Linked DNA regions of Mus musculus: region 2 is linked to region 1. The links are chromatin contacts, found by Hi-C or POLR2A ChIA-PET in ENCODE. All regions are on one chromosome and are shown on one strand. Each heading gives the region's core, a stretch centred on a gene start or an enhancer-like site at or near the end of the contact. The rest is flanking DNA. Distances are from core to core; before and after follow the strand shown.

Region 1 (4,366 bases), core at 750-3,249:
GCACAGCTGCCATTTTTGTAAATGAAATGTTATTCTACACAGGAAAGAGAAAAAAAAAAACTTTACAGTCAAAGTTCATTTGCACCGTGTATCCTGTGGCCAGGAAGCATTCCTTCTGATTACTCATGAAGAGCAGAAATCAGAAAATACAGTTTACTTATTCATCCTAATGAAAACCAGGCTACAACCCCAATCATTTCGGGGCCAAGTTCAAGGGAGGGGTAGAATTAATGCACTGTCAGTAACTTAAAAACTGACACCAGGACCTTCCAGGTCAGCCGAAAGCTTTACATTTAAACTAACTTACTCTTTACCGAGTTATACATTCCCTGGAGTTAAATGGTTTCTTTTCCTAAAAATCCAATTCCGACTCTTTTGTGTGTGTGTGTGCGCGCGTGTGTGCCAACATAAGCATTTACTTCTTTAAAACTGCCTGAAGTATAACCAGAAACTGGTTTTCACTTACATAACAATCTTCAAAACTTAGCAAGAAAGTGTTATGAAACGCAAGCGTCCCATTCGCTGTCTTCAAAGTGCGCAACATGCTAAGAAAATTGAGGCAGAATCTCAAACAGCAAAGAAAAATGTATTAAGGACACAAGCGAGGGATAATAAATAAATGTCTAAAAGCAAAACTTCTGCAACAGTATAAAAAGCAACAAATTCTAATCTATTACTCTTACCCTTGACGGCAAGGACCAGAATATCCTGCCTTATACATTTTGGTATTACAACTCTGTAATGCTAAATCCAAAGACAAAGCCGCCCAGGGGAAAATAACAATTGCGCAACTGATCAACAGCTCCAACTTGTCCCTTGGCCCCAGAGCAGCGAGGTTTGCACGCTATAGAGCAGGAAAGGGCCAACCGAGGGCCTCTGTGACTGCCAACTGGCCGATGTAAGCCAGCCAGAAGCCACAGCCTCGCACACTACGTGGGGCCCCGCGGGTCACCATACTCAGAACACACAGCCCAGCATGGGGCCCACTCGGACCTCGGAGCCCGCCGCCCAGGTCTGCACGTCCTTGCGCCCGGCGCGAGGCCATTCCCGGGTTCCCAGGCTGAAGGAGCGTGCGGAGCCCTGCCGGCAGGCCGCCCGTCGGGGCGCCAGAGCACGAGGGCCACCCGGTGACTTTCTCCTCCGCCCCCGGAGGGCTGGGCTTTTCTGGATCAAGACGGACAGGCGTGATCTTACAGACCAGCTCTCGGGCTGAGGCCGTAGACGGCCGAGCTCACCAAGTCGTAGAACGGGGGTTGGGGAGGGCTTCGGGCGGACGCCGAGGAGAGACCTCAGCTCCCCCGAGCGCGGCCCCGTGACTAGGCACATTTTTACCGGCACCGAATCAGGGAAACTACGCTGCCCCGGAAAAGGCCGGGCGGCGCCGGTTTAGACCGCCAGCATCCACCCCCCTCCCGCCTCTGCGCCTCCCACCCAGCGAGGTGGTGGTGTCTCTGCCTGGCCCCACGAAGTCAGAGCTTCCTCCACACCCCAACCTCGCCGCCCCTGGAGACCTCAGGCTCGGACCCCACTCTCGTCGCGGCCCCAACATCCTCCGTTGCCCTCCCAGCTCGGCGGGGCAGTTCCCAGGCCCTGCCGTCGTAGTCCTGGCTCAGACTGTCCCTCCCTCCCGGAGCCACTATCCCCTCGAGCTCCTGCCGGCTTCTTGGCACAGCCCAGGGGCCCGAAGGTTGGGGCAGCACCTGCTGGGACTGTAGTCCTGGCGGTGGCAACTCCAAGTCCATCATGCTGAGGGCGGACGCTGTGGTAGGGCTCCCCGACGGCGAGGCTACTTGCAGCAGAGGTGAGGCGGCGGCAATGGCTAGTCCGAGCAGCGGAGAACTAGGAGATAGCCTGCTCGCTGGAGTGGCAGGCCAGCCTTAGTCCGCCCCGCCCCCGCCCCCTGGGGGCGGAACAAGGACCTAGGGACGGGACAAGAACTTAGAGGCGGAGAAAAGGCTAGGGCAAGAGGCAAGGGCCAGAGGCAGGACAAGGGCATGGAGGCGGGGTAAGGGGCGGGGCAAGAGCTTGGAATCGCGTACAGGGGCAGGGCAAGGACCCGAGGGCCCCCCGCAAAGGCCTAGGGCGGGGCAAGGGGAGGGGGGGACAAGACGGGGGCCAGTGGAAGGAGCAAGAGCCCGAGGGCGGGGCATGGACCTGAGTGCTTCCGGCCGGAGTTCCCGCGTTCCCCTCGACCCCCCACTGTTGATCCTCCTCTCGCTGTCCGGGGCATGGCGGAGTCAGGTGGGCTGAAGTCGCACGGGGGGCGGAGCGCGAGCAGGAGGCCTTCGGCCCCCCCAGTCCTCTGTAGGACAGCACCCCCTTGCTAGAGATTAGCAGCTGTTTGCCGAAGGTCGCTCCAGCCCTGGCTCTTTGAAGCAGTTTAAACAGTTGGTGCAAGCACACCGGGAGCCCCGGCCCGTGCGCTGCTATCGGAGCTGCCACTCCCTGATTTGGACCTGCAGAACCTTGCCCGCTTTATCTCGCTCCACCGGCTGACTGTGGCGCCAGTTTCGGGGTTAGGGCTCTGAGCTGGGACCCGGACTTTGCAAGAGGCCAACTGCCCTCTGGCCCCAGGTCCCATTCAGTTGCTGGTGCTCAAACACCTCTGCCCCAGGGAGATGGATGAGTCCACGCTGCAAACTCGTGCTCGCTTACTCGAAGGCCCTCCACTTCTCCCACGTGCCCTGGGCTCGGGGCCCAAGCGGTCACTCAGTATCACTTCATCCACCCAGAGCCCAGCAAGCGGGCACAGCTCTAACAGAATCACCGAAGTGGATTCTAAGACTCTCAGGGTTCCTTTACACGTACTTACTCTATTTGGGAATTTTGAGGTATGATCTCATAAGGCCCCACCTCTCAAGCTGTTTTTAGAGCAGCGTTTCTCAACCGTCGTAATGCAGCGACCCTTTAATATAGTTCGTGTTGTGGTGACCTCCAACTAGAAAAGTATTTTTGCTGCTACTTCATAACTAATTTTGTTGCTATAAATTGTAATGTAAGTATCGGATGTGCAAAATATCTGAGATGCTTGGGGTGGCTCTCCACAGGCTGAGAACTGTACCATAGACTCTGCCACTTGGGTTTGGTGGTGGTGGTGGTGGTAGTGACTGTTTTCACAACGTTCATTCCCAAACATACTTCTTTAACTGCCCCCGAAAAAAAATCCAATTTCTAAAATAGTTATATGGGCTTAGAAAAAAAATCGAGGGATGTTTTAATGTGTTAATAGTTGAAAACCCAGAGTATTTTTATCTTTCTCTTTGTTGTTTTAAGTATGTTTGAACACAAATATCTTCTTTTGAATTTTTTTTTTTTTTTTTGGTTTTTTAAGACAGGGTTTTTCTGTGTAGCCCTGGCTGTCCTGACACTCACTCTGTAGACCAGGCTGGCCTAGAACTCAGAAATCTGCCTGCCTCTGCCTCCCAAGTGCTGGGGCTAAAGGTTTGCGCCACCACTGCCTGGCTTGAAATGTATTTTAAAAACCACTACCCTATTATGGGCCTGGGGTCAGTTAGAGATTCAACAATCTGACAAAGAAAGGTCTCTTACTCAGATCCTAGCGCTAGGTCTCCAGCTGAGACTCAGGACTTCTGAATGCAATGCTCAGCCATTTGTTCTCTCACAAACAGAATGCAAACAGAATCTCCTTCTCCAGCAAAACAGAAACAGCAGTAAAAAAAATTTAACCCTTAACGGCCCTTAACATTTGGAGGTCTAATTTTGCTTTATAGTTCTCTGGAGCACCGAAAATTTAAACTTTTAAACATAAAGTTAGCCAACAACATAATATTTCATAGTATTAATGCTGCAGGGGCCAACCTCTGTCGGCAGGAGAGCTAAGGGCCTTGTGACAACTGAAAGCAGAGTTACTAGCCAGGAAGAACCTGAGAAAGGAAATGGGAGGCTTTTACTTCCTCCTTGTAGGGCCTTTTCCCTCTCTCTGTGATGCCAAACCAAACTGAATAGTTTGCTTAGTAGTTTGCGTAGAAGCAGCACGTTTCCCCAAGGTCATACAGTAATCTCTGTGTTGTGCATAAAGCAGATCAAGTGCCCTACCATGCTGTTGGAGTACCTCGGTTAATGAATCGACCTGTTCTTCTAATTTTACAGTAGACTTTTCTAATGCAAATAAATCCTGGGTTATCTGACATCTTACATTTTTGTAAATGACACCAAGCCATTGTTGTAGCTGTTGCCGGAAGAATGGCTGCCAACTGTTAGAAGGGCAGCTGACAATCCTAAGTTTTCTATGAGGGATAGAAGGGGAGGAACTGCATTTTTCTGCTCCAGGGGGCTGGAGAGATTTGCAAAAACAAGTACTCTCTCCATGCCACACTGTCGCATACAAACATCTGAGGAATACTAG
Region 2 (4,366 bases), core at 622-3,121, 61 kb before region 1:
AAGTTATAGACAAATTAAGACTGGTAAAAAAAACCCTGTATAAAATAGTAAAAACTGAAAAAAGAAAACTAGTCCTCTCATGAGAAGACAGACCTGACATCTACTGAAAAATAGACTTTACTGGAAAAAATATGTGTATGAATACCTTCTAGTTTTTGTGAACGTTCTCAAGATGGATAAAAGCTTTTCCTTGTAAAACTGAGACTGATCAGATAGTCATCAAGAAGATTGTTAAAGAAAATTTTCCAAGGTTCGGAGTGCCAAAAGCAATAGTGTCAGATAATGGTCCTGCCTTTGTTGCCCAGGTAAGTCAGGGTGTGGCCAAGTATTTAGAGGTCAAATAAAAATTCCATTGTGTGTACAGACCTCAGAGCTCAGAAAAGATAAAAAAGAATAAATAAAACTCTAAACAGACCTTGACAAAATTAATCCTGGAGACTGGCACAGGCTTACTTGGTGCCCCTTCCCCTTGCCCTATTTAAAACTGAGAATACTCCCTCTTGATTCGGTTTTACTCTTTTCAAGATCCTTTATGGGGCTCCTATGCCCATCACTGTCTTAAATGATGTGTTTAAACCTATGTTGTTATAATAATGATCTGTATACTAAGTTAAAAGGCTTACAGGTGGTGCAGAAAAAAGTCTGGTCACAACTGGCTACAGCGAACGAGCTGGGTACCCCAAGGACATCTTACCAGTTCCAGCCAGAGATCTGATCTACGTACACCTGCGTCATGCTGAGACCCTCAAGCCTCACTAAAAGGGTCCCTGCCTAGTTCTGTTTACTAATCTGCCTTATTCTGTTTCTGTTCCCATGTTAAAGATAGAGTAAATGCAGTATTCTCCACATAGAGATATAGACTTCTGAAATTCTAAGATTAGAATTACTTACAAGAAGAAGTGGGGAATGAAGAATGAAAAATTACTGGCCTCTTGTGAGAACATGAACTTTCACCTCGGAGCCCACCCCCTCCCATCTAGAAAACATTTTTGAGATAAAGGCCTCCTGGAACAACCTCAAAATGACATTGCCAAATGATAAGACATGACTCCTTAGTTACGTAGGTTCCTTGATAGGACATGACTCCTTAGTTACGTAGGTTCCTTGATAGGACATGACTCCTTAGTTACGTAGAATCCTTTGGCAGAACCCCTTGTCCCTTGGCAGAACTCCCTAGTGATGTAAACTTGTACTTTCCCTGCCCAGTTCTCCCCCCTTTGAGTTTTACTATATAAGCCTGTGAAAAATTTTGGCTGGTCGTCGAGACTCCTCTACCCTGTGCTAAGGTGTATGAGTTTCGACCCCAGAGCTCTGTGTGCTTCCATGTTGCTGCTTTATTTCGACCCCAGAGCTCTGGTCTGTGTGCTTTCATGTTGTTGCTACTTTATTAAATCTTACCTTCTACATTTTATGTATGGTCTCAGTGTCTTCTTGGGTACGCGGCTGTCCCGGGACTTGAGTGTCTGAGTCGAGAATCTTTCAATCCCAGAACCTATAACTGCCTGTAACTCCATCTCCAGGGGATCCTACCCCTCTGACTTCCACAGCACCTCTACACACATAGCATATACTCACAGACACACAAATGTACATGATTTATATTTTTTTCTTTCCTTTTTTCTTTATTTTAAAGAAAGAGAGGGAGGGGAAATGGGAGAAACGGCAGGAATTTCAGGGAAACAACTTCAGCAACATGGAAAGCCACCACTGGGCAGTGAGCTAATGAGGTAGGAAAAACAGTGACTAAATGCCACCTTCCCTTGAATCCTATTTCTGTTAGTCAGAGCTCATTCTGGCTATAGCTAAGACCCAAGTCCTTTGCATTGCATCATCCAAAGGCCTGGGCAATCATCTATGAAACTGGATACCTTGGTCTTTGATGTAATGTTTCATCAAAAGCCAGGCATTCCAAACGCATGACTGTTAGAGCAGCTGCCAAGAAAAATCAACATCCTGGACATGAAACAGCAGAACTATGGCTCTGAAGCAAACAGTCAACCACGGTGATGCCCAAGGCACAGCTGGCAGACCTGTGGCCTTGGAAGTCTGAAAGAGTGCCAATGGCAAAATGTGTCTCCTGGACATACATGCCCATCAAGGTGCAAAGGACAAGAAATTCTGCTTTCTCTGAATCCTTCCTGGCACTCTCTGAGGCAGTGTGATATCTCTCTGGCCACCCATGTCACACAGGGGGCCGAGCAGTACAAAGTAGATTTTCTACGTTCCCAGTAAAATCCAAGCGGTAAATAATCTATGTCTTAAGTAGTATACTTTATGGCAATTGTACACACTCATCAAAGGATTCAAGCATGCAGCTTTCACACACAAGTAGGCTATTGGCCAATTACTCTTTAGTAAAACAAAGCTGATTATAAACTACAATAGAAATGTTAATAGAAAAGTAAAATTGGGATTATCACCTCCTCATCTCTCAAGACCTCTTGACGAAGCAGTGATGGGTGTGGTGGCCCATGCCTATAATCTCAGCATTTAGGAGGCTTAAGCAGGAGGATCAAGACTCCAAGGTCACCCTCGGTTACAAGTTCAAAACCAGGCTGCCCTATGAGGCTCTGTTAAAACCGAAACCAAAGAAACGACCCCTAGAAGAAAGTAACTCATTCCAATTTCTCTGCTCACTGACTCCTTCCCACTGCAGGCTCATCCCTTTGGGGACAGGGTCAAGAGAGCGGTGACATCTGTAGGACATGAGTCATGGGTATAAGCGAAGACTACTCACAGGCTTTTCTTACCCCTATTTTCCTCCTACTTGATTCCTTACCAGGAGGGCCCCTTTCGAGCATTTAAGGGGTTAAGTACACAGGCATGGCACAATTCAGGAAAGACAAACACAGTGAAGGGACATTGCTGGCTTTGTGGGGGTGTTCCAGGCTATTTTGTTGAATTTAGGAGTGCCAGAAAGCCAGGAAATTATTTAGAAGAAACAGAAAAATTGTGCATCTTGCTGTAGACAGTTGAGAGCAATGGGTTTGACTCTGTTATTCTGTTCCTTTCCATGAGATTCTAGGGTGGTGTGAGGATGGATGGCTTGCTGTCTCTAGGTGACACTCTGGCACTTGGAGTGATAGTGTACATATTATTTCTGAAAAAAAATTTAAAGATTTTATGTTTGCCATACAGCATTTTTGGTTTATCATCTTATGAAATTTAGCCAAGAAATTGGTATTCAACAGCTGATACTGAAGAACAATAAAAAGTCACAGAAAAACAGGAACTGTATGTGACTTAAAAAACAAACAAACAAACAAACAAAACTTAAACTGGGCAGTGATAGTGCACACATTTACCCCAGCACTTGGGAGGCAGAAGCAGGTGGATTGGTGAGTTTGAGGTTAGCCTGGACTACAGAGTGAGTTCCAGGACAGCGAGGGCTACATAGAGAATCCTTGACTTGAAAAACAGAAATACCTCGAAAAAACAAAAAAAAGAAAAAAAAGTATCAAACAAAACAAAACAAACAAACAAACAAACAAACAAAAAACCCTGAGCTTTTAGACCCATAATGGCTGGCAGATCTCTCTGAGTTTGAGGCCAATATAGGCTTAGATTTTTCAAAACCTACTTTATAAGGGTAATTAAACATTTCAACCTCCATTCTAGTCCACCTTCCAGAGGTAGGAGGAAAGAAAGATTAATGGGAAATTGGGGGGTGTGGACCTGTTTAGAAGTACTTCTTTGGGGCAGTTCCGACCTTTGTCGTCAGGGTACCAGCAGTGCAGCTCAATGGTGTCACCAAACAGGGATCAGCAGTATGAGCATAATCCAGCAGAAACTGCCAGGCCCTACAGGCAAATCAGCTCGAGGTTGGGGATACCATGAGGCCAGTCTCTGCGAAGTCCCCACAAGCAAAGGTCAGTGGAAACCAGCAAAGTGTCGCAAGGTGAACCCAGGCAAGCACGCGCTCTGCCTGTGGAGTTACGTTTACCTTCTTTCTAAATATGCGCCCTCTGAAGCATCTGCTCCAGCAAAACAGGACATGCCTTTTTACAAGGCAGCTCCCGAAAACCACCGCGTGTCTGTCTGCTCCAGCTAAACATACCCTCACATGTCTGCATCAGCAAAACATCCTCCCACAAGCCGGCTTCCAGAAGAGCATCACAGGACAACTCTGAGTCTCCAAAGAAAACAGAAATTTCCTCTTCAGGCCACGGATCTGCATAGGGAGTCCCAGGCCAGCCAGGGCTATATAGTGATGCCCTTTAAAAGAAATATTTTTCGGTCGGGCAATGGTGGCACATGCCTTTAATCCCAGCACTCGGGAGGCAGAGGCAGGCAAATTTCTAAGTTCGAGGCCAGCCTGGTCTACAGAGTGAGTTCCAGAACAGCCAGGGCTATACAGAGAAACCCT

What was found. A loop is a pair of places that touch in the nucleus more often than their neighbours do. ChIA-PET counts read pairs that join two places held with the same protein, here RNA polymerase II (POLR2A).
Region 2: POLR2A ChIA-PET joins it to region 1 with 44 read pairs in Patski. The contact joins the enhancer-like site here to the promoter of Nfe2l2 in region 1. A Hi-C loop is called at or near these places in 11 of 37 maps with a recorded cell type or tissue (T-helper 2 cell, gastrocnemius, heart and 2 more). POLR2A ChIA-PET finds 5 or more read pairs at or near these places in 4 of 5 experiments (Patski and embryonic stem cell).

The regions. Positions count from the first base shown.
Region 1 is chr2:75,702,664-75,707,029 of GRCm38, forward strand. It overlaps Nfe2l2 (nuclear factor, erythroid derived 2, like 2), which reads right to left and starts at 2,000. Exons shown (of 5, transcript NM_010902.4): 1 at 1,701-2,000. The coding sequence starts at 1,745. It overlaps E030042O20Rik (a long non-coding RNA gene), which reads left to right and starts at 4,222. Exons shown (of 2, transcript XR_003953858.1): 1 at 4,222-4,366.
Region 2 is chr2:75,641,465-75,645,830 of GRCm38, forward strand. No RefSeq gene overlaps it. Among named protein-coding and RNA genes, the nearest start is that of Gm39858, 9.6 kb to the left of the region's middle. Within about 2 kb of position 1,872, at least 1 of the 3 ENCODE cell types and tissues checked has a DNase peak (open chromatin) inside an H3K27ac peak, as active enhancers do; it is heart, where a contact is called at or near this core.